Regions from separate parts of the Homo sapiens genome. Here region 2 is linked to region 1. The links are chromatin loops, found by intact Hi-C in ENCODE. Cell type or tissue: PC-3. All regions are shown on one strand. Links, peaks and the distances in the headings refer to the core of each region. The heading gives the core; the rest is flanking DNA. Region 1 has its middle 190 kb from the start of SATB1-AS1. Region 2 overlaps SATB1-AS1 (SATB1 antisense RNA 1).

Region 1 (10,287 bases), core at 1,334-9,333:
TGTTCATTGATGGATGAATAAATTAGCAAAATGTAGTATAGAAATAGAATGGAGTATTATTTAGCCTTAAAAAGGAGGGAAATTATGACATATCCTACAAAAAGGATGAACCTCAATGACACTATGTTAAGTGAAATAAGCCAGGCACATAAAGACAAATAGTGTATGATTCCACTTACGTAAAGTGCTTACAGTAGTCAGAATTATAGAGACAGACAGTAGAATGGAGGTTGCCAGAGGAAGTGGCAGGGGAAATGAGGAGTTATTGTTTAATGGGTATACAGTTTCAGTTATATGAGATGAAAATAATTATTGAGATGGATAGTGGTAATGGTTACACATTATGAAAAAATTCTATAGTATTGAGTTGTACAGTTAATAATGGTTAAGATGTTACATTTTATGTGTATTTTAACAAAATAAAAAACTAGAAAAAAATAAACTTAAGTACCCAACTTAAATATGGATATCTTAAGAGTATCACTGGTAGTTTCTCCTTGGCCTAACCATCCATATATAGAATTTCCATGTGGCTTTATTGCTGTTGACCTGTAGCTTGGATATTTAAATTAGGATCTGTGTTTTCCCACTAAGTCAACTGTTTGTCTCATGCTCCTTATCTAGTTTACTGTAGCACTGTGTACCAAGTTGTTTAGTTTTGAAAATTATGGTTATTCTTCATGACTTTCCTTTCACTACATTTAATCATGTGTCAAAACTTTTCAGTCCTACCTTTAACAGTTCTAACACTTACTCTTTTTTATTTGTCTTTGAGGCTAGCAGTCTATCTATAAAAATGGTGGTAATAATGATTTTCTCTAGGGGACTTTTCTTGTCTTTGGAGGGCTTTTCTGAATTTTCCAACTTTTTTACAATTAATTATCACCAGAAAAAAAGAATATAAAAATGTAATAAAAGCTGTTATTGAGTTTTTAATTGGGTTATTCTCAATGCCCTTTATCTAATTCATTGATGTGAACTATTTCTCAGTATATGGTGTATGTGTCTACCTGTCAGAATCTTCTGGAGACCCAGACCCTTACAACATTGCACAGAGTCTAGACATTCTATACTGTTCATTGACTTAAATTTAGATGATGTTTCTGGAGAAGGTAGGAACCACACAAAATTTTGTTTGTCATGAGGCTGTTCATAAGGTTAAAAAATAAGTAAAACAAATCCTCAAAATGTCAATCCTCAAAAATCCTCAAAATTTCAAATGGTAGAAAGTAAGAAAATGGGAAGAGAGAGAGACAGAGTGAGCGCCCCCAAACAGTGACTGCCAGCTTTCTTTGAAAGTTACCATCAAGCTTTTTCATTATTTCAAGAATTTACCTTATTCTCTGTTGCTTTCTTCAACTTTTAGTTTAATTTTCTTTTGTACATCATTTTGCTAACTTTTCTTTCATCTTTTCAACATTATGTTGAAACTTATCATTATGTGTCTAGGCAGTAAGTTTCAGAGCAGTTGGGCATTTGAATATTACAACATTCAGAGTAATTTATTCCAGACCATTAGTATATATTGTATATCTATTTAGTCTAAAAGTTTGACAAAGTTTATGACAGTGGCTGAGGAAGAGGAATCCCTACAGAAGGAAGAAAAGAAATTTCATTCTAGCTGGCTAGACTAGACGGCATTTCCTACTAAGCTCCCCAAATATTGGCAATTGGCAAGTAATGATTTTGGTATAAATTATACACTTTGATATGTACAGAAAAGTTATGGAACATTTTACATGAAGTAATAGTATTAAGTAATTTGATTGAACTAATGACTGCTTAATCTGATATCTGACAAAATAAGCAACACTAAATATGACACACTTGCCCTTTATGGACTTAAATTCTGGAACAGTCCAAATTTCCATTTTTACTGTTCTTTGTAGATCTTTGAATAACTTTAATAAACAATCAGGAAACTTTCAACCTTCAGCTTACAAATTGCATGGCCACTTCTAGATAGATTGCTCAAATCTTAGTTATTCTTACTAACTGACAATAACTGTATCTAATTTTTAAAGTAAAAGTTCATTTCTTGTTTAATTTTCTTTGAAGCATAATCATTCTTGTTATAAGTTGTGTTCAGGGACACACCTCTTGATAGATGATTAAATGTCTCTCCTATCCTTGGATCCTCTCTCCCCTTCTTAACTTTCATTATATCAGAATTGTTCCCATCAGATGAGTAGCTTCAAATAACAATGCTTATATATTTCACTGGGAATTTAACACCTTTAAAAAAGGTGCTGGTGTAATCAATCAATACAAATAACCAAAAAAGGAAAAAAACCCAACTAATCTTGATTACATGCTTTTAAACATTTTTAAACACTCAAGCTACCTGCTTTTAAAGAATCACAGAAAAATGGAATATAACTTGGCTGTGCACTGATTTGTATAGGCAGTCCAGTAGACACAGTGAGGGCGCAAGCTTCTCTATTACTTTAAATCTTTGAGAATTTTGGTGAGCCTATGATTGGATATAGTGATATAGACTGAATAATCTTCTTTTGAATTCAAATGAATCTCCAGCAATTTTCTTCTTCCACTATGATGAAAATAGTTACTGTTAAATCAGTTGGTTCCTACAACCTTGGAACAATTGCAAGAGCATTTATACAATTCGGCAAAATGGAAGGGAATCAGAGGCATAATTGTCTAATATATACACTCAAAATATCTACTCTATGGTACAGACGTTTGTAGACACACACATTCATTTTCTTTGCTTATTCTTTTTAATAATAATAACTAACACGTACATAGTCATTACTAAGTGCCAGATACCGTTTTAAAACTGTTACATAGTATTGATTAATTATCTTCACAACAATCCAATAAGGTAAGTCTTATTATCCTTCCACTTTACAGAGGCGGAACTGAGGCAAAGAGATGTTAAGTTACATCCTCAAGGTCATATGGATGGCGAGTAGCAGGTGGAATTAAATCCAGGTCTCTATATTAGAATCCATCCTCTTATGTGTTGATGTATTTCTCTCTGCCTATATTATAGACTTCTTGAGGGTAAAGACTTTCTTATTCAGTGACAGAGTAGACATGACTCTGGTTTCAGAGACAGACAGACATGAATTAGAATTCTAAGACTTCATAAGTTAACTTAGACAAATTATCAGTACACATACAAATAGTGGTGTGCTGTAAATTGACTCTCCAAAACAACAACAACAACAAAAAACAAAGCCCTAATTTATACTTTCTGCTGATTTCCATGACGTAAATACTCTTGACATGACAAATTTCAAGTTGCCAGTGATTTCGCAACAGGCTTGCAAAATTTCTGAAATTTCAATAATCAGCAAAATGGCTCCAACACATCGCTGATGGAGGGTGGGTAACTTGTCACTCTTGTTTAAACTCCTGGGTCATCAACACTAGAAAAGCACTTGGCATGTGGTGGTTGCTCATTCATATTTATTAAACGAATGAATGAGAATGTCCCTTATACTCCTTTTACTCACAGTTTACTGTATTAGTAAAATATTCATACTTGTAGGTAGGTTGTTGAATGTCTTAAGTATTAACTGAAAAAAAAGTCTACAAAAAGCCTACCAAAATGCTTGGCACTTAATGGAACTCACAGGTTAATTTTTATCCTTTGGAATTCTCTCTTGTCTTTAAAGTGCCTTCTATCTAGCAGGTAAGTACTAAATGAATGAATGAATAAATGAGTGAATGAATGAAATTAGTAAAAAGCATCAGTTTCAAATGAATATGCTTGTTATAAATTGTGTTCAGTGGAATAGAGAATCTAGAAATGAGGCTGTACACCTCTAGCCATCTGATCTTTGACAAAGTAGAGAAAAATAAGAAATGGAGAAAGTACACCCTATTCAATAAATGATCCCGGGATAGCTGGCTAACCATATGCAGAAGGATGAAACTGAATTCCTACCTTTCACCATATACAAAAATTAACTCAAAATGAATTAAAGATTTAAATATAAGACCTCAAACTATAAGAATACAGTGGGGTGCAGTGGCTCATGCTGTAATCCCAGCACTCTGGGAGGCTGAAGCAGGAGGATCACTTGAGCCCAGAAGTTTGAGACTAGCCTGGGTAACACAGTGAAATCCTGTCTCTACCAAACAAACAAACAAACAAAAAACAGCCTAGTGTGGTGGCATGTGCCTGTAGCCCCAGCTACTTGGGAGTCTGAGGTGGGAGGATGACTGGAGCCTGGAAGGTAGAGGCTGCAGTGAACAATGATTATGCCACTACACTCTAGCCTGGGCGACACAGGGAGAAGCTGTCTCAAACAAAAACAAAAGCAAAATCAAAAACAAACAAAAAACAAAACCAGAAAAACCTATAAAAGTCTTATGAGAAAACCTAGAAACACAATTCTGGACATCAGCTTTGGGAAATAATTTATGACTAAGTCCTCAAAAGCAATTGCAATAAAAAGAAAAATTGACAAGTGGAATCTAATTAAACTAAAGAGCTTCTGCACAACAAAAGAAACTATCAGCAGAATAAACAGACAAGAATGTGGGAATGACTCGTCCTTCTTCCGTTCTACAGAATGGGAGAAAATATTTGCAAACTATGCATCTGACAAAGCCCTAATATCCAGAATCTATAAGGAACTTAAATATTTTAACAAGCAAAAACCAAGCAACTCCATGAAAAAGTGGGAAAAAGACATGAACAGACACTTCTCAAAAGAAGACATACAAGCAACTAATAAACATGTGAAAAAATGCTCAGCATCACTAATCAAAGAAATGCAAATCAAACCACAATAAGAAATCATCTCACTCCAGTCAGAATGGCTATTACAAAACAAAAAACAAAACAAAAAAACCCCAAAACCCAAAACCAGATGCTGGTGAGGCTGCAGAGAAAAGAGAATGCTTATACACTGCTGGTGGGAATGTAAATTAGTTCAGCCACCATGGAAAGCAATTTGGAGATTTCTCAAAGAACTTAGAACTATCATTTGGAGATTTCTCAAAGAACTTAGAACTATCATTCAACCCATCAATGCCATTACTGGAGATATATCCACAAGAAAATTAATAATTCTACAAAAGACACCTGCACTCATATGCTCATTGCAGCACTATTGATAACAGCAAAGACATGGAATCAACCTAGGTGCCCGTCAATGGTGAATCGGATAAAGAGAAAGTAGTACATATATACATGGAATATTATGCAGCCATAAAGAATGAAACCATGTCCTTTGCATTATCCCAAGTGAATTAATGCAGGATCAGGAAAGAAAATACTGCATGTTCTCACTTATAAGTGGGAGCCAAACACTGCACATGCATGGAGATAATAACAATAGACACAAGGAACTAATAGAGTGGGGAATGAGGGAAGGGGTCAAGGGCTGAAAAAATTTCCTATTGGGTACTATGCTCACTACCTGGATAACAGGAACCAGTTGTACCCCCAACCTCAGCATCATACAATATAACCATGTAACAAACTTGCATATGTACCACCTGAATCTAAAATAAAAGTTGAAATTATAAAATAAGATAAAAGTGTAAAAAATAACTTGTGTTTAGGAACTCACATCTTCACATATAATTGTTTCTCCCACCCTTAGATCTGAACTTTCCTTCTTAACTTTCCTCATAGGAGAAGTGTTACCATCAGATGAGTAGGCAGGGTCAATTTTAGTCTTTATTAATGTGTAATGGATATAAATATGTGACAGAATTTACACTTTTGTGACTTCCCCATACTTATAAGGGGCTTTCTTGCCTTAGCACAGGGATGTGAATTCAAATGTCTACAGAAGCCAAGCTATTATTAATGTAAATGATTGAAATGTGCTCAATGTCAAGACAACAGGGAATGATTGGCATTTAGGTAAACTGGAGATCCCACACCCAGCATATGGACACGCAAATTTAAATATTTTTATACTTCTGTGCGAGCCAAACAAAACAAGTCTTGGGCTGGGTTTGGCTCATGGGTACACAGTATTTAATCTTTGCCTTTGTAATGGTAAAAATCATGAACTGGAGCCAACACTGGTTTGATTTGATATCTAGTTTTTCCGCTTTACAGCAGGTGGCCCTAGCAAGTTACTTAACTACGCTGCAAAATCCAAGAGGTCGCTATGATTCCCAGAGGAGGAGGCTCTGGGTGAGATCGGGAGCAAGTGCAGGCATACCTGAGATGAAATGTTAATCCTCAGATAAATCACCGGGCAAGGGAGTCAGGGACCATTTTACTTGCGTCTTTTCCTTCCGCATATAGGACTGGAGAAAGAATTCTCCGTCTTATTATTGGAGACCTCCTAATACAATAACTGATTCTCAATCTTGACTGCCCATTGGAATCACCTGTGGAGCTTAAAACTCTTGATTCCTGAATTCTAAGCCCAGATACTTTGATGTAATTGATCAGGAGTTTGGTCATCATCAGGTGATTCTAATGTGCAGCCAGGGTTAAGAAACATATAAATTATGAATTATATGTTTATATTGTATGAATTATATGCTAAAAGATGCAATGAGGAAAAAAATTGTATGATTTTCTGTGACATTATGTGAATTGCTTTTATGTACCATTGTAGCTTGCGATTTTCTTTGACAAATGAATGCACAAAAGCTATTTCCACTGAACTTCAAATATTTTTAAAAACAGCCGTAAAATATCCAAACTGCTTTCTGTTAAAAAAGGGAATTCTGCCTTCATGGGACATGTAGAATTACGTGTGATTGTTACTTTAAGACATGAATATTCCATCAATTATCTCTTGCTCCCTGAATTCTGCTTTGCCCTCTATACGAACTCCCACCAAGAAAAAGCTTAAATGTTTCACCTAATTCTCCATGCGGCTGCTTACCTATTTAGGTTAGGGTACAAGAGTTGATGAGAAATTCTTTGGGAAGCCAAGCACAAGTTTTTGCTTTCAACTATTTATAGCAATCAGCTGGCTTTTCCAGTCCCTCATTAGATCAATCATGGCCATTGTCTTACAGTTGAGTGGGAAATCGTTACAGGTGGAAGAAGGCACGATGCCGCTAATTCAGCAGAGGCCCCCGCCTAACAGGAAAGCTGCAAGGAATTACAATCAAATAGGAGACTTGTCAGGGGAATGGGGTTGCTTCCAAGACAGAATTTCTGAAGACTCTCTGGATTCTGGGTTGAGCATAAAATAAAACGTAGAGAGAAATTGCAACAAACCTACATACACATAAGAGAAGACCACCCTTTTTTTCAGGCACAAAGTCTGGTGTTGGACTTCCAGCATTAGCTGAAATGCTGCTTGGTACTGACACGCTCATATTTGGCGGGGGCTTATCTTTTTTACGGGCCATTTATTTGGGAATGGGTTTTACAGGTGGCTCTGCTGTGGGGTCCAAATCCTGGGCTTACGTAGCATAGCATGCTGCACATCTTTGCAGCTGAATCAAGTGCCACGTGTTATGGGCTGTTGCTGGCCAACAATTTGGGAAGTTCTTTTACCCTCTCTTTGCTTTTTCCCTGGGCTGTTGAGCAATGATAGTCAAAGGCCAGCTGAACCCATCATGAGTGGGAGGCAAAAGAGAAATTGCTGGTGTCCAGATTTTTTCTTGGGCCTATATATGGGCTCTCGGGTGACCCTGGGAGCAGGTGGGACTAATTTGGCACCCTTCCCAATAAAACCTGCCTCAAAAAATCAGTTTATTTGAAGGAGTTAACGAAAGTACTAGATATTTTTTACCCACTGACAGAGGGAAAACTAGTGCACACGTCTGAATAAATAACTGAAAATGGCTTCTCACTGTTCAGGAAGTACAATCAATTTGAAATTAGGATTATGGAAACATCTGCGAAAATTCAAGTGTCATCTCAATTTGGGCTCATTCAGATCCTGTATTTTTCAACTTCCCAAGCAGTGCATTTAAAATCTAATCCTAATTAACACACATAGTTTAATTATAGCCAACAAAATATTCTACAAAAATTGTGTGTGCTGGTTGGGGGGATGGGTGGGGAGGGAGGAGGCGAGGGGGAAGCCAGACAAATGTTCCCTGATTGTAAAAATTCTTGTTTGGTTAATAATATAAATCCCCAAGATTTTAAACACACACTGAAGTTTGCTTAACATGAATCAAAGTAACATAAAAAAGCATGGAGCCTGAATTCTGTTCTAGTTCTACTTTTTGCCTTCTTCCTATTTCTTGTTAACCTGGAAAGAACAAAGAACTTGTTCATTTGGCTCTGTTACTTTTGTGAAGACCTTTGTCGCTTTGTTTATCTTCTTTCTCTGATCAGAAGATAAACCTTTATGGTTGTGTGTGAGTACAAATAAAGGAATAAATCTACTTGCATAAAGCAAACTTTATGGTCTGTTGTTTTAGTGATGAGAAATACCTCCAAGGATTTGAAGGTTTAACTGAGAGGCACGCCAATACGTTTTGATGCTTTATTGGAACCTCATCCTAATCAACCAAAACACAGCAATCAACCATCTTGCAGAATTATCAAAGCTTTTCCCCTCCCAAACCTGGCATAAGTGGAATGTGCAAAGGGAAAATAAATTTTAAGAAAACAAAACAAAAATCAAGTAAACAAGAGGGAAAAAGTCCCCATTTGGAACCTCAAAAATCATTTTAACTAAAATTAACTCTGAGAGAAAGCTTAAAAATTCAAGTAGACTTAGTCTTGGTCATTTTGTATGATTATTTTGGTCAATAATAAGTCTAAGAGAAAAAGTAAAATTTTCTTATTTTCTTACTCATTTTGCTCCTCCATCACGTAGGTTAAAATACAGGGGACTGACTTCTGTTCTAGATTCTGTTAGCAGAATTGTATTGTACTGTTATTGTTGGAAAATGAAAAACAATAAAAGAAAAAAGTAAAATTCTGAAAATTTTACTGTGGTGTTTGCTGTTAATTAAATTTGACCCTCTGTTAGTATTAAACTAGTCTATATTTCTGAGGATAAGGAGGTGATATTTCTTCTTAGATTAACATTACTGCGATTTCCCGCATGTAAGCCCAGTCTTGAAGACAAAATTCATTTGCTTCAGTACTTAATGATCTATACATTTTCTTTGTCTATAAATCAATTCCATTCCTTTATTCATCACGATTTCCAAAAATTTATAACAATGGAGGCAGTTCGTAGTTGGCTAATAGTAATGAATTAGTTACAGAGAATGTGCTATGATATTTTATAGAAAAGAACCCTAAATTTCTCTGCAGAATCCAGTGGCTCAGACAGGCCTTAATCATAGGAATGTCAGATATTTCCATACTTACAGAATAAAATTTATAGACTAGAATAAATCTTGAAAAGTTGTAAATAGTTGTATAGACTAGAATAAATCTTGAAAAGGTGTAAATTTTGATTAAATTTTACCTATTGACCTATTGTGTAGTTAATATTTGTAATTTTTTGCCAATTCTTTTTCTCATTTTCTTTTTCTTTCTCTCTCATTGTCTCATCTCTTTTTTCTAGTGTCTTGCTCTCCAAACTCCATGAACAAGGGACTACTAATTTCTAGCTCTATCATAGAGCCTAGCAAAGGGTCTCCCACATAATAAGCAAAATATACAAATTGAATGAATGAATGAATTTTACGATTTATTAATTTCCATGATGAAATTAGAGATATGATTTCTGTCTGGAGGCTATAGAATCAATCATAATAATTTAATGACAGAAAAGATAGAAAACTATTACAAGTCATTTAACAAAATAACATTTTATAATAGTAGATTATAATATGTTTTTATAATTATATAATGTGATTATATAATAACAGTAGCATAATGGTCAAAGCAAGTCGCAAGGTAAGAATGAAAAAACTGTAAGGGATTTAGAGCTCAGAAATTGGAATCAGGACACCTGGATCCAAATTCTACGGCTTCCTCTTCACAGCTGTGTGGCCGATCTATCTGCTTAACCTCTGTAAGTCTTGATGTCTTCATCTATAACATGGATTTTGGAATTTAGTAAGAATTCAGTAAATAGTGCTTTTCAAGTTCTCAACAAAGTACCTGGAAATTAGTTAAGGATAATAAATTGAAGTGATTATTACTAGCTAGGAATGTTTTTATTTTTGGCACAATAACTTAAAGATCTGAAGAAGAAAATACCCACAAAAACTGAACTGTACAGAACACTATGGATTAAAATGCCCCAGACTCTTTCAAACTCCTTCCAGATATTCTGTGGCAGAAAGCTCTATGATCTCTCTGGATTCTGGGCCCCGTCTTCTGGTATAATGTGGAAGTTCTTGGCTTGTGGAAAGAAACAGGTTGTTCTGGGCTGAGGAGTAGAAGTACAGAGGGGCAGAAATGCA
Region 2 (10,287 bases), core at 1,459-9,458, 130 kb before region 1:
TCAAATTAGAAAGGGATAGGTAGTCACAAAAATGATCTGAATTGTGATGTAAAACAAAATACAAAAATAACATGCTGAAGTCTGATGTTCTGGTGTAGCAAACCCATTCACTAATTCTGAAATGGAATACTATTCTTATATGATGCACATTATAGTCCCAAATGCCAAAATTAGAACTTAGACATATATAATTTTGGGGAGACCTTTAAATATGAGACCCTCTTTGAGCATTTAAAAAATATTAAACATCTGAAAAATGATGTACATACATCTTTTTTAGGATGTATATATATTCTATATCAGATTTTTTATTGGAAAATCTAAGCCATCATTACCCTGAGAGAGGGCAGTCAAGGAGAGCAGAAGAGCCCCAAGCATGTATTCTCAGAGTCCGTTTACTATAAATTGGAAAAGACAAAGAAAATGATAACTGTAATCAATTTGCCTTTACCTTGATGTCATTCTAGAATTTTGAACCATTTAATTTTGTTTTCTCCCAATCCTGGCCACAGCACTTTTTTCTCCTTTTAGCTATTCATTGAGAAAACATGAGAAATAAGGGAGGCTTCAAGAATGGTTTGAGGTAGTATGTCCATCCCCCAGGTTGAAGAGTACTCTGCCATTTGGTTTTGGTGGCTTCTCCTTGCCTTATGTTTATCTAGGTCTCTGGCTTCAGATCTGGCATACACACAACATCTGTGTGTATGTTGTATGTGTATTTTAGATGGTTGTCTTCAATTAGAGAATAATACTTCTGAGGTGGCATCTCAGGCATAGTCATTTTTTAAAGGAGTTCTTACTTTCTGGGTATGTTTTGCTTAGAGATAAATATGTTTATCCTCCGTTTTAACACCAAAGAGATGGCTGTAAAAACAGTTGGATCCAAATGTTAAAAGTAAAATGGGAAATTCTCTTTGAGCAGAGTGTGCAAGGAAAGCAATATTTTTGTACAGTTTGCTATTGTTTTATGAATCTTTAGTATAATAACACCCTGATGTTTTACTCAGCTCATTTATGTGTCTGCATATTCACTCCGAAATCCAAAATGTCATTTCAAACATTCCCAGACATGTTAATTCCTTTAAGTTGGTGTCAACTATTTCATATTTCCCAACTTTATCAAGGTATAATGGAATGAATTACAATTTCTAGTTCTTAGAAACAGCTAGAAAATTTGTTCAGCTTGGTGTTTAAAAAAAGCAAATGGCCAGTCCTTAGTTTCTGCTTCCTCAACAGTTTATGACTTTGCAGGAGTTATTTCAATGACTTCTCTTGGTAACTGCCAAGCCATCTCCTGCATTTGATTTAGTTTCTAGGAGACATTTTCTAGAAAAAGAAGAGAATGCTTGCAACAAAGATGGCAAATAGAATTACTGAATGTAACCCTTTCCCTGTAGGAATCTTGATGGGAGTAAGCAAATGTTTGATTGGTTTCACCAACCTGGGTCAAGTTGCTATGTGGGTGACTCTCACCTGGAGATCTGGTGTGAGAGACTGAATACTGAAGTCTTGAGAGCATGGTGGGAATGAAGGGCTGAGACAAGGGCACCAAACTCAGAAGAACTTAAAGCAATGTCAGGAGCTGAGATGTGGAACCTGGAAGCTAAGGAGAGCATGACAGTTTGGGCTGAAGTCCAGGTGGTCAGACAGAAATTCAGTGTGCATGTAGTTATGGGCATTCTAAGGTTAGGTTGGATTCATTTATAGGACTTTTGGGTGAGCCTAAGACACAAGATTCACATTGGCTAAACCCACTTACTATATCTTAGGATAACAAATTTTATCCTTTACATAAAGATAGTATCTTTAATTTGTTTCAAAACTATGTCTTGAGCTTCATAATGCATTGAAGAAGGGGATGAGATTAAGTTTAGAATATGCTCTATTTCCTGTTGCAGGATTTAAATTATGAATGAATGAGTGTGTGAATTAGATCTATTTATAAGTTAACTGTCTCCATCTCCTTTGTTTATAAAATAGCTTTATGTGTTGATTTCATGACAGAAAAACTCAGCCTTGAAGGTTTTCCCAACAAAACTATAACTTTCACTTAAGTTTTTCATTTTCTGACTCCCATACACCCCCAACCCACCCTCACAAACACACACACACACACACACAAGCACACATATTTTACAGTTAAGTATAAGATATCCCTCTGGAATTTCATTTTTTAGGGTTCTCTAAATTTTTTCAAGCTTCTCTCTTTTTTTAAACTTCTGTTTTTGGTTCTATTCCCAGAACCCATATACACCTCACCCAGAGTTTACCTCGAATCCACTAATTTACTGCCCTAGTCATGAAATGTAACTTATTCAATAGGTGAGGTTTTTTTTCCTCCTGAGAATCCCAAAAAGAAAAATCATGAAAATTGCATTTATTGGTCAGAATTTCCACGTTTCAAAGTTCTGATATTTTAGTATCTGATCAGGAGAGAAAAAAGTCTTTCACATGGAAATTAAATGATTTATACAAATTAGTTTGAAATTTGAGATAGAAATAAGATCATTGAAATATATTCAGAGATTTAGCCTGAAAATAACTGAGTCTTGAGGTCATCATCTGAAACAATGTGCCTTATTATTTTGAAATAATTATAAAGATGGTTCGAGTAAGCCTATAGTTCTAGAAAATTCCTTATAGAGTTACTATAAATACTGAACAGTAGTCTTTGAATCATGGGGATGAATGGGTTTCATATAAGTCATTCACAAATGGCTCAGTGGACAAATTTTATCTCAGAAAGAGAATGCCCCATAGGAGTTAAAATTATCATGGCTGAGAATTCCTAGATGATGTCACCAGAATCTGAAAACACTACTGTGGATGCAATAATGATGCTATCTGCATTTTCTGGGTCTAACTTCTGACAAGGAATCTGAGTTTTCTGGCAAGCAGAATGCACATCAGAGTACACAAGGGGCATGTCTTGGCAACTTCCACCTGAGCACACATGCACGGCTTCCTGTTTTGGTCTGATAGCTTCCCCTGGGCTTTTGTTAATGCAAAATTACCCACACAGAGATGGGTTGCCCATGCAAAAGAGTAGGTGTCTTATTTTGGGAAAGTTTGCTTCACATTATCTTTGTTGTTTTATTCTACTAACCCTATTTCCTCTTTTATTTTACACTAGCGTTTTAAATTCACTTCATTTGTCTGTGAGAAATACTTCCCCCCGCCCCCTCACTTCTTAGGCTTATTTCTCTTGTTATCTGTTTTCTTTTTCTTCTCTAGGCACTGCCTTATTACTGCTTCATTTGTTTGCAATATTAATGTCTGCTAAAATGTCTTAAGATATACAATGTTAATTCATTTGCTCAATGATTTAAAAATATTTGTGAGTCTCTCACTCCTCCACATGTACATATACCTTGGAGGTAGGACAAAGGTGCCTTAAATATTCATTGTACTTTCAGGTTTATACAGTTTGGGTTGGGAGTTATACTTTCACAAACTGTGGTACAAAAATAAAAAGTGATGGCTTCTATAAAAGGTAATGATGAAATGCTATGAGGCATTTTCTCATGTGCTTTTTGGTCATTTTGTGTGTGCGTATATATATATTCCTTTGTGAAGTGCCTGTTCAAATCTCTTGCCCATAATTTTCCACTGGATTAAAAAAATTGCATTATAGAAATTGTTACATAGTCTAGGTACAAGTCCTTTGCATGTATATATTATATGTACATACATGTGGCTTTTAAACCTATTTTCTTACGATTTTAATTTCTGTGAAGTCTACTATATCTTTATGCTTTTCCTTTAATAGTGAGTGCTTTCTGTGTCTTGTAAAAGGAATTTTTTGTTATTCTTAAGTCACTAAGATATATGCCTGTGTTTTCTTTGATGTCTAGGTCTACATAATAAATCATTAGAGAAATGTGAATTAAAACCAATGAGTTATTACTACAGAGTCACTAGAATGGCTACAACTAAAAGACTGACAATACTAAGTGTTGTTGAGGATGTGAAACAAGTGGAATCACCATACACTGATAATGAGAGTATAAAATGACAAAACGACCTAGGAATTAGTCTGGCAATTTCTCATGTAAACATACACCTGTCCTACGACTCACCATTTATGCTTTTAGGTTTTACTAAAAAGAAGTGAAGACATGTGTCAACAAAAAGATTTGTACAAGAATGTTTAAAGCATCCTTATTCATAATAGCCAGTCACTCCAATGTCCATCAATAAAACAGTAGATAAACAAACTTTGGTTTATTCATATAATAGAATATTACTTGGCAATAAATATATACAAATTACTGATATACATAAATAATATAAATTATTCTCAAAATGCTGAGCTAAAGAAGTTTTCCACAAAAGAGTATATGCTATATGATTTCATTTATATGAAGGGCCAGAATAGGTAAAACTCACCTGTGATGAAATAAAGCAGTGGTTCTGTGGTCTGAATGTTTGTGTCTCTCTCAAATTCATATGTTGAATCTACTTACCAGTGTGATGACATTAGGAGGTGGGGACTTTGGGAGGTGATTAGGTCAGCAGGACAGAGCCCTCATAATTGGGATTTACTGCCCTTAATCCCAATTAAAAGTTTCCAGAAATCTCTCTTGCTCCTTCCACCAAGTGAAAAAAACAGCAAGAAGGCACTATCTATAAATCAGAAAACAGGCCCTCACCAGACATTGAATGTGCTAGTGCCTTGATCTTGGACTTTCCACCCTCCAAAGCTGTGAGAAATAAATGTTGTTTATAAGTCATTCAATTTGTAATATTTTGTTAGGGCAGTGTTATGCTGACTGTAACAAGCGGGGATTGACTGGAACAAACAAGGAGGAAATGTGCTTGAGCAATGGAAATGTTATATATATAGATAGGAGTGTGAGTTATACAACAGTTTATCTTCATCAACACTGGGGGAATGCACATTTAAGATTTGAGCATTTCATTGTATGCAAATAATACCTCCTTAAAACAATGAAAAAGTTCTAGAGGGCAGATTTTGCAATTAATTGATTAGAAATATGGCATATTGGTTTACATATTGGGTTATACTCAGAGTCTCAAACCATAGTTCTGAAACTTATTAGCTGGCAAAGTCTGGTAAGTAACATAACCTCCCTGAACTTGTTTTCCCTTTGCACAGCTAGAATAATACCTTCTTTAAGAGATGTTATAGGAATGTATGTAAAAGGCTTATCACAAGGGCTGACATAAGAAATTACTTTATTGACTAATTCTCCTCCTTTTTGTCCTTCTTCTTGTTTATTACTTAGTAAAGTGTCAAATATGGCTGTCAGGTTTTGGTTGCTGCTGTTTGTGAAGATGATAAATTGTTAACAGAAATACAGAGCACACTAGTAAGATCATACCTGGGAGAGAATAATGAGTCATCTAATGAATTTGAGACAAATAGGGATGTCCTGAATGTAGTGTCAATAATGGGTCTTGAATTTGGGAGAGAAATCAGAAAAGGAGCTTTGGATCTGAGGTGTGCTGAACAGATACACCAGATCTCTGGGGATGGGAAGGGTCTGGAAAGGTGTGACTTGTAGTATTTGCTGGTTTCCATGCTGTAAATACTGTGTCATGACCAATTTAAAGTTACCAAACCAGATTGCAAAATTCCTGAATGTTTATCAGTCAGCTCTTTTCAGCTGGTGACTGCCACCTCCAGCAAACTGCTAGATCTGAGTCATCTGCTGAGACAGAGAATGAGAAAGATACAATTATTTTCTCACCTTACACCAGGTCTTCTTGCTTGCAGGATACATTGAGTTTAATTAAATTATTTTGCTATGAATCCCCATTTCTGAATGTCTCTCTACAGCTCACGCTATTTTCAGTTATGTATGAAAAACACTTTATCTTCTTGTGCCCACTACCTTCAAAGAGGGCCTCCTTTTTATAATACAGAGGCCACCCAGGGGCCACTAGGCCTCAGTCTGGGAGAGATTCAAGCACAGCCTCACACTGTGAAAAAGAGCAACTCTTCCCTTCTTTTCCTCAGTGCTAGGCTTCTGCCTCACTTAAGAAAATATTTCATTCTCTCCTTGCTGGGAAAGACAGGGACACTTTCAAATCTAGTTCATTATCTCCTACCTCCCATTCCTCCCCCTGTCCAGTTCATAAGTCTGTCTGCATGAACCGCAAGTGTAGACAGAGTTGTTTTCATGAGCTGGAGGAATACTGACAAACCATGGAATGGGGTTTAAAACTTTATGTAATGTCATAGAGCTGTCTATAGCAATAAGAGTACTTTTGTTAAGAGTACAAGAAGACTCTTCTTAACTTACAGGCAAACTAAACACTCTGTTAAAATTACATTTCCAGAAGTTCTTTGTCCTAAAAATAACAGGAATGTAAAGAATTTTTTGCCCAGGGATGTTTCTTTTCAATATTACTTTTTATAGCAAAATAAAATGAAAAACAAACAATCAACAGAACTATACGCCCATGTTTCCATGGTAAAATGTGACATACTCATTAAAAATAACATTATGTAGTCCTTAAGATGATTATGATTGTTATTATTATTTTTAAGACAGAATCTCACTCCGTTGCCCAGGCTGGAGTGCAGTGGCATGATCTTGGCTCTCTGCAGCCTCTGCCTCCCATGTTCAAGTAATTCTCCTGCCTCAGCCTCCTGAGTGGCTGGGACTACAGGCACGTGCCACCACGCCCGGCTAATTTTTTCTATTTTTAGTAGAGACGGGGTTTCACCGTGTTAGCCAGGTTGGCCTCGATCTCCTGACCTCGTGATCCGCCTGCCTCGGCCTCCGAAAGTGCTGAAATTACAGGCATGAGCCACTGCGCCTGGCCTTCCTTAAGATTATCAATGAAAAAAGTTTTATTCTCATGAAACATGTTTATACTATACTTTAGTATGGCATTTACCATTTTAACTGTTAAAAATATGAAAAGAGGAATGATTGGAAATGAGTTTTTCAGACTGTTAAGTCACTATTATTACCGTGAATTTTTCTTTTGGTAGTGGGATTTTGGGTGGTTTCTTCCTCCTTCTCTGTGCACTTAAGTGCTTTTCCAAATTTTCTATACAACAAGCAAAAAATATCTTTCAATAAATTCCCGATGCCCCCAGAGACCACATTTATATTCCACCATCTTTTGTTTATCTATTCCGGTTTTTTTTTAAATTCAAAACCCATTTGAAGTCTATAGTCAAATTATTTTTATAACACATATAGGACAAATGTCTAGTAGCATAAAAATGGGCTCCTTTAGCTATGATGTACAGTGGTGTCACCTCTCTGGTTATTTTCTCTTGTGCTTCAATAAAGAAGGCTAGTTTAAAAAATAAGAACCTAAGCTTTCCTCACTGCAAAGTACCTTTAACTTGTTGGCAATTCAATCTTCAAACCCCTTTAAATATGTATGTATATCTATATCTGAGTTATACGTTTTCAACATTTTATTATGAAAAATTTCAAACACACAGAAAAGCTAAAAAATGGTACAGTTTATACTACTAATAGACCTATCAGCTAGATTCTATAATTAACATTTTAGTATCTTTGCTTTCTCACATATCTATTTACCCTTCCATCAATCCATCTTATTTTTTGATACATTTCAAAGTAAGTAGCAGACACGAGTATGCTTTGCTCCTAAATACTCTTCCACGCATGTCTTTAACTGAAAGAGTTCGATGTTTTTCGCTTTTTTTTCTTGCTTTGGGGGTAAAATTTATGTGCAATGGAATGTTGAAATCTTTAGTTACCAGTCAGTGAGTTTTGACAAATGTGTGTGTCTGTGTCACCTAAACTCTTGTCAAAATATAGAACATCACCATAATACGGGATAATTTCTTCATGTTTCTTCTAAGTCCCTGAACTGCCCATCCCAGAGCCAACCATTGTCCTGATTTGATTCTACAATGTAATGTTTTTCCAAGGCTAGAACTGCATATCAATGGAATCATACAGCATGCAGTCTTTTGTGCTATTTTCATTCAGCATAATGTCTCTGCTGTTCATCCGTGTTGTTTTGTTTTTTAGTCATTTTCTTTTTGTTGCCGAGTTATCTCCCACTGTATAAGAGATTGTTTAGGTATCCATTTTCCTGTTGATGGATACCTAGATTATTCCACCTTTTAGTACTATGAACAACCTTGTACGACTCTTTTTGTAGGCATCTGTTTTCATTGCTCTTGGGAAAAAACCTAGGAGTAGAATTGCTGGATCAGAAGGTAGATGTGTATCTGGGTGTTTTTTTAAAAGAAACTTCTCAAACTTTTTCCAGAGAGGCTTATCATCTTACACTCCAATCCACAATTCATAGGAGTCCTATTTTTCTCTATATTCTCGGCAATACTTGGCATTGTCAATCCTTTTTTTTTTTAATTTAGCTTTATTATGTGTGTGTAGTACCTGAATTGTATCTTTTACTGTATATATTTAAAGTATATGAATTGTATTTTTAAAATGTTGAAATGTTTGGTCAATTTCTTTGCTGTCTAAAGGAGGAAAAGGCAAGAGAGACAAGTTTTGCTCTAACAAACCTAGACTTCCTGAGTCCACAGCACATTGAAATTGGCACAATCCTAGTATTTTGTAAGAATCCATTTTTCTCCCATGAAGAACTTTGTTTTCCCAAGATTTAAATGGTAATTACTATAGGCTCACTTCACCATTATCATAATCATGATTGCTGGTCCCTCCTCCTAAGTCCTTCTCTTTTGTTTCTTCACTTCTCAATTCATTAAGACTACTTGTAAGGATTATGGAGTTGCTTCATACATTCCTGGCATCTTTGTCAGGTAATTTCCTCTGTCTCATGTGTTCTTAGGCTGTAGGCATTTGTGTCCATGTCTGATTCTTTTCTTAATCTATAAAAATTTTGAAGAAAGGAAACATCTAATTTACCTTAGCACAGCCACTTGCACCTAGTAGGTGCTGACTAAACATTTATTGAAGAGATGATGGAGTAGTGAAGAACACAAACCCTAGGGCTAGACTCTTCCACCTACCAGCTGTGTGATATCAAGCATGTTACTTACCCTCTCTAAGCCTCAGTTTCCATCTGAATAATGAAGATAATAAGAGTACCTACCTTACTGAAGTTTTGTGGGGATTAATGAGCTAATTTTTAAAAAGCCTTTAGAAGAATGCCTAACATACTATGAATATATACAAATAAAATGAAACCAAATCATCTTTGGATCATATATCAATTTTATAGAAAACTCTGGCTTTCTAAATCAATGTCTACCCTATTTGGAAATTTTTCTTAAAAACAACAACAAGCAAAAAGCAATAATTCAATCTAAAGCTATTTCTTTCAAGTATTCTAGTTCTGTTATTCCAGAATTTGGTGAATGAATCTATTTATCCATTATGATTTTGTAGCCTTTGATCATATGCCTCTCATTCTCCAGATTTTCAGAGGAAGCATGTCTGTAATACCTTTTCTTTTTTTCTTATTTAGGGTCTTTTATTATGTCTTCCTTGAAGTGCTCTGATCAGATCTGCAATACTGGAGATGTAAATTCAACTCTACTTTTTTTTTCTTTTAAAAAGAAGAGCAACATAATCCTTAGTGATCCTAAATATTATTCAACTTATCTTAACATTCAATTTCTTTATATAGCAAAGGAATGCATTTTTAGCAATGAAATAAACAGCAAACATTGACATTGCTTATTAACAGTATTTACGGTCGAAGTGCCCCACATATTCTGAAAGGTTATGTTGTACATTCTTTTAAGAAGACTTCAGGGTTTTCTACTGAAAGAATTTGAAAATCAAGACTTGGAAGGGTCCTGAGAGCAACATTCTATAGAGGAAAAGGCTAAAAAGTACCCCAGGATCTTCAGTAGCAGTGATAGTATGGCTTTGTTTTCCTTCACTGGACTAGGCTCCATAACTAAGCGTCTTATATTTGGAAGTCAAAATGCATTTGTTTGTCTTCTTACAACATAGAGAACACATGCTTACAAAATCAAAGGAGAGCATTGACTATTGTGACCTGTTTAACATATTTCTCCGCTTTGCTTCGGATGAGAGATTTCAAATCTCATCATTAATGTGGTGAAAAATATTGAATTGGAAAACACTAACATTGTCTTCCCATATTGAGTCATTGTCTGTTTGTAACTTCCAAACAAGAAAAAGATATTAATGGTCACCTTGGCTGTTTCCTTGTGACCTCCAACATGGCTCGCATTTAAAATTGAATCTGGACTGGGGTGTCTGGGGGTAGGGAGTGGAAATCTACAGGGTGCAGAATAAAGGCTAGATGTGTCCACTTGGTATTAAGGAAATGCTTCTGCAAGCACAAAAAGAAACAATATTT

The links. A loop is a pair of places that touch in the nucleus more often than their neighbours do. Peaks named below come from ENCODE experiments on the same cell type or tissue, not always from the same donor. Only the 100,000 strongest peaks of a DNase experiment are listed, where the experiment ranks them.
Region 2: a loop joins it to region 1, with 2.6 times the contacts of the local background. A loop is called at or near these places in 1 of 110 quality-filtered maps.

Annotation. Positions count from the first base shown.
Region 1 is chr3:18,627,193-18,637,479 of GRCh38, forward strand. No RefSeq gene overlaps it. Among named protein-coding and RNA genes, the nearest start is that of SATB1-AS1, 190 kb to the left of the region's middle. In PC-3, for the core only: a CTCF peak has its summit at 6,076 (motif pointing right); no DNase peak of the experiment used is centred there; H3K27ac peaks cover 2,169 bases.
Region 2 is chr3:18,496,514-18,506,800 of GRCh38, forward strand. The region is part of intron 4 of SATB1-AS1 (SATB1 antisense RNA 1); the gene reads left to right. Among named protein-coding and RNA genes, the nearest start is that of SATB1-AS1, 56 kb to the left of the region's middle. In PC-3, for the core only: no CTCF peak of the experiment used is centred there; a DNase peak (open chromatin) is centred at 5,618; H3K27ac peaks cover 294 bases.